Regions from separate parts of the Homo sapiens genome. Here region 1 is linked to region 2. The links are chromatin loops, found by intact Hi-C in ENCODE. Cell type or tissue: B cell. All regions are shown on one strand.

Evidence for each region. Peaks named below come from ENCODE experiments on the same cell type or tissue, not always from the same donor. Only the 100,000 strongest peaks of a DNase experiment are listed, where the experiment ranks them.
Region 1: a loop joins it to region 2, with 6 times the contacts of the local background. A loop is called at or near these places in 3 of 110 quality-filtered maps.

The regions. Positions count from the first base shown.
Region 1 is chr2:201,207,639-201,210,138 of GRCh38, reverse strand. CASP10 (caspase 10) reads right to left here. Exons shown (of 10, transcript NM_032977.4): 8 at 1,956-2,064; 9 at 577-1,069. Among named protein-coding and RNA genes, the nearest start is that of CASP10, 26 kb to the right of the region's middle. RefSeq lists an enhancer at 1,105-1,154. In B cell, no CTCF peak of the experiment used is centred here; a DNase peak (open chromatin) is centred at 1,068; H3K4me3 peaks cover 440 bases; H3K27ac peaks cover 1,553 bases.
Region 2 is chr2:201,256,903-201,259,402 of GRCh38, reverse strand. It overlaps a transcript of CASP8 not described here. Among named protein-coding and RNA genes, the nearest start is that of CASP8, 2.4 kb to the left of the region's middle. RefSeq lists enhancers at 563-982, 1,003-1,062, 1,059-1,203, 1,163-1,292, 1,773-1,822 and a cis regulatory region at 1,131. In B cell, a CTCF peak has its summit at 1,553; DNase peaks (open chromatin) are centred at 1,012 and 1,662; H3K4me3 peaks cover 2,289 bases; H3K27ac peaks cover 2,500 bases.

The DNA.
Region 1 (2,500 bases), 49 kb after region 2:
GTGATAAATAAACGAACAAATAAAAGGCCCCCATGCTTTTGTTCATGCTATTCCCTCTGCCCAGCACATCTTTCACCTGATTCTTTACCTAACATCTATTTGTCATTTCTAGAAGCCTCCTCTGATCCTTCAAATCTGGGCAAGGTACTCATTCTGCATGTTCCCATAACACCTATACTTCACAATGTGCACTTACCAGCTGGGGATGCCCTTCCCCGTCTATTTGTTTGTCTATCCCTCTAGCTTGTAAGCAACCTGAGGGCAAGGACTCTGTCTTTTTTTAACTCTGTATCTTCCTTTCCAGGTCCAGGCTGGTACTCAATACAAGGTTGCTGGATGGATGGATGGATGGACAGATGGATGGATGGATAGATGAATGGGTGGATAGATGGATGGATAGATGAATGGGTGGATAGATGGATAAATAGATAAACAGGAGGGTAGGCAGATGGTTGAACAGGTACATGGATAGAACAACGTAGAACTCTCACCCTTACCAAAGGTGTTGAATGAGAGTAAAATAAAAAATAAATAAAACTAATTAATTACAAATGGAAGAAAAAAAAGAGCTCTCACCTTGGGACCAATTTCTTCAGATGATTACACAGAGACTGAATATACCAGCTGCCTTCCTCCACATGCCGAAAGGATACATAGCCTGGGACAGTGGCCAGACCAAGTAGGAAGTCAGCCTCGGCAGGAATACTGTCCTGCAGGGAAGTGGGTGCCTGCTCAGGGTTCAGAGCATCTGCTTCGATGGATACGGAAGGCTGTATCTCTTCACCTTGGCAGGCCTGGATGAAAAAGAGTTTAGGTTTTTCAGCCAGTCTAGGGCACTGCAGGGCTGTGAAGTGAGACATGATCTCCCGAATGGGAATGAGGGCCTCATCCGAAGAGTAGACAGCTCCAAATCTCCCATGGGTCAGAATACAGAACACGAAGCAGTCCCCGTCGGCATGGGCTGGATTGCACTTCTGCTTCTGCAGGACCATCTCCATTTCCACTTTCGTCACATTATTGTGTATATGCACTGTGAACCCAAGCCACTGGAACACATGACTCAGGATCTCTGTTTAAAAACAAAAAAAAAAAAAAAAGAGAGAGAGAGAGAGAAAGGGGAAATAATAAAATGATGCAAAACAAAATGAAGAACTGAAACAAGGCCGGGCACAGTGGCTCACACCTATAATCTCAGCACTTTGGAAGGCCGAAGCAGGCGGATCACTTGAGGTCAGGAGTTTGAGAACAGTCTGGCCAGATGGCAAAACCCCATCTCTACTGAAAATACAAAAAATAGCCAGGTGTGGTGGCTCACGCCTGTAATCCCTGCTACTCGGGAGGCTGAGGCACGAGAATGGCTTGAGCCTGGGAGGCAGAGGTTGCAGTGAGCTGGGACTGCACCACTGCACTCCAGCCTGGGCAACAGAGCAAGACTCTGTCTCAAAGAAAAAAAAAACTGAAACAATGCTAATAGTTACAAAATTTGCACAGCAAATAGCCTAAAGCTTTGGATTATTTTTATTTTCATAACCATAAAATCTTACAATGAATCTCCTATCACGTAATACCCAGTGTTGTCACAACAGTCCTGAGAATCGGCAGTGGCCAGTGTTTCATCCTGTTTCACAGTTGAAGAAGCCAAGGTCTCTTGACTCTCCCATGATCACACACCTAGTTAGTGGTGGAGCTGGAGCTCACGCCCAAGTTGTCTCGTGCCAATCCAGCAGGCTCTCCCCCAGTACATGCTCTCCTCTATTCAGAATTGTGAATAGTCAAAGATTCTTGCCACTCTTTAGCAGACTGATGACTCCCCAGGGATATATAAGAGGCTCAGAAACATGATATCATCCTTACACGTATATGGAAGATAAAAGTCACAGAAAGAAAATGTGAAAATAAAAAATAATTTTAAGATCCCCAATTTGCATTTGATAAACTGTTCCAGACTTTCTTACCAGCATCTTTATGGGTTCCTTGTCTGTCCTTCAGGGAGGTAAAGCTGTGGTTGTTGACAATGACACAGAGGCCTCTGTGGTTCCGATTCATCCTGTACACAGCTGCCCTCTTGAAGAATAGATAGAGCCACTTAGTAGGAATCCTTATCTTAGGGCCTTAAATGTTTCTAACCAACCACTCCAATGGATCCACTGTGAGGAAGAGCAGGATGTATCTCCCCATGCCAGTTGTTTAAACCATGTTTTTGTTGTTGTTGTTATTTTGTTGTTGCTGTTGTTGTTGTTTTGAGATGGAGTCTCACTCTTGTTGCCCAGGCTGGAGTGAGTGACGCGATCTCGGCTCACTGCAACCTCTGCCTCCCGGATTCAAGGGATCCACCTGCCTCAGGTGCCCACCAACACCCCCAGATAATTTTTTTTTTTTTTTGAGACAGCATCTCGCTCTGTCACCCAGGCTGGAGTGCAATGGCGTGATCTCAGCTCACTGCAACCTCCACCTCCTGGGTTCAAGCGAGTCTTCTGCCTCAGCCTCCCGAGTAGCTGGG
Region 2 (2,500 bases):
GGAGTTTGAGACCAGCCTGGGCAACAAAATGAGACACCATCTCTATGAAGAAAAATTTTTTAATTAGCCAGGTGTGGTAGCACGCGCCTGTGGTCCCAGCTAATCTGAAGGCTGAGATGGGAAAATTGCTTGATCCCAGGATGTTGAGGCTGCAGTGAGCCGTGATTGCACCACTGCACTGCAGCCTGGGTGACAGAGCAAGACTTTGTCTCAAAAAATAAATAAATAAAAAAGAAATAGAAACAGAATGAGCAAAATAAAATACCAATAGTATTAATATGCAATAATAATTGCTAACTCGTGTAGTAAGTGATGTATGCGTATTATCTCCTTCAAGCCTCACAGTCACCTCTGGAGGCATTATTAATCATTTAATGATGAGATAACAGAGGCACAGAGGAATTACTTGCCTGAGATCGCATAGTTAAAAAACAGTGTACACATACAAAAGAAAAATACATTTTGCAAAGATACAGATAAATTCACGAATCCACATCAAAACATTAGAGAACTGTCTTTGGGGAACAAGAGAGAGGGCAGGAGGGCAAGGGTGGGGGTGGAGAGATAAAAGGAAACCCTTCAGACACGGAAGAGGGGGAAGGGGCTGTGCACCTCAGGGCATCGTGATTCGACAGAATGACAGAATAAAGTACTTAACCGTCGGCCCCAGGGCCAAATGAAAAAGAAAAAAAAGTGGATTGATAAAGTCTTCTGGACTCTCCAAACGGGTCCACAGGAGGGAGACCGTGTATCTGCATTCGAGGCGGCAGGGAAGCTTGGAGGACAAAAAGGTAGCAGAGGAACTGGAGACTGCTCAGAGTGAAAAAGTAGCAAAGTCAGAGGCAACGGCTCAGAGAGAAACCACACAGGAGACCTGGGCCAGGCAGCACCCAGAGGTGTCCTCAGAAGGGCAGATCCAAGTTGCTTCCCCACCCCCACAGCCCTGTTTCTAGAGCAAGTCAAGAAACAAAAATATTGTGGTTTCCTGTTGAAGAGGCCACCTTGGCAACAGGCACTCACCCGCTCCACCCTTTCCTGGCACCATCGCAGTCTCCGAGTCCCCTAACCTGCCTAACTCCACGTGCTCAGCAGGGAAGGGGGTGGGAAAGGCTCCCAGGAAGAAGTTTCTTTTACTTTCAATAACCACCCTGGCTCTTCTGCCTCCCTCCATGGCCTCACTTCCTGTTGAGTTGACTAGCAAATTCAGCAGGGCTTGAAAAAAAACACAAAAGATAAAAGGAGGAGAACCTGTGAAAACACTTCCCTCCAGCAGAAAGGCAGAATCTGGTCTCCGAGAGAAAGAGAAAACTTCACCACAGAAGGAACTGCAGGGTAAACTTTACTCCTAAAGCAGAACAGAGATGACTCACTCGAACAAGAAATGTTTCCTGTTTAAAGGAACAGATGCCCAATTTCCAACCATTCAGAAGAGGGATGTGGCAGACAATTCATGGACGTGCAAACTAAAGCCCGAGCGCTGGACATGCTTTATTGGAAAGCATTTATACTGACTCCATTTAGTAATAATAACCCCTGTCGGTGGCAAGTAATATGCCATTCTTTCTTGCAAAGGGTCTGGGAATAGGAAGTTTCCCTTTGCCTTGATCAAACCTCAGCACTGAAGTCACAGACCAGCCCTCTCCTCCCTCCCGCCGGACTGGGTAAAGCCAGCCCTGTAGCTGAAATGTAGGTAGATTGTTCAGAAAAAAGGAGGAAGTGTTCTGGCTCAGCCCTACTTGGCTTAGCCCTGCTCGGCTCAGCCCTGCTCAGGCTGAGTTCCCATCCTTGGCCATGTTCTCCAGTTTAGTTGTAACCCGTGTCTTTGTAGCATTGATCCTGGAGTGTTGGTGCTACTGAGGTCTGTTCTCCAAAGCTCTGAGCCCTAGACCCTCCCCTGTTCTCTCATTTTTTTTTTTTTTTTGAGACGGAGTCTCGGTGCGTTGCCCAGGCAACAGTACAGTGGTGCGATCTTGACTCACTGCAACCTCCACCTCCTGAGTTCAGGTGATTCTCCTGCCTCAGCCTCCCGAGTAGCTGGGACTACAGGCACCCACCACCACCCCCGGCTAATTTTTGTATTTTTAATAGAGATGGGGATTCACCATGTTGGTCAGACTGGTCTTGAACTCCTGACCTCAAGAAATCCACCCGCCTTGGCCTCCCAAAGTGCTGGGATTACAGGCATGAGCCACGGTGCCCAGCCCCTCCCCTGTTCTCTGCCATCTGCCTCTCTTTCCCATTTGAATTTTTTGTTCGGGGGACGGAGTTTCGCTCTTGTTGCCCAGGCTGGAGTGCAATGGTGCCATCTCGGCTCACAGCAACCTCCGCCTCCCGGGTTCAAGCGATTCTCCTGCCTCAGCCTCCTGGGTAGCTGGGATTACAGGCATGCGCCACCATGCCCGGCTAATTTTGTATTTTTAGTAGAGACAGGGTTTCTCCATGTTGGTCAGGCTGGTCTCAAACTCACGACCTCAGGTGATCCACCCGCCTCGGCCTGGCA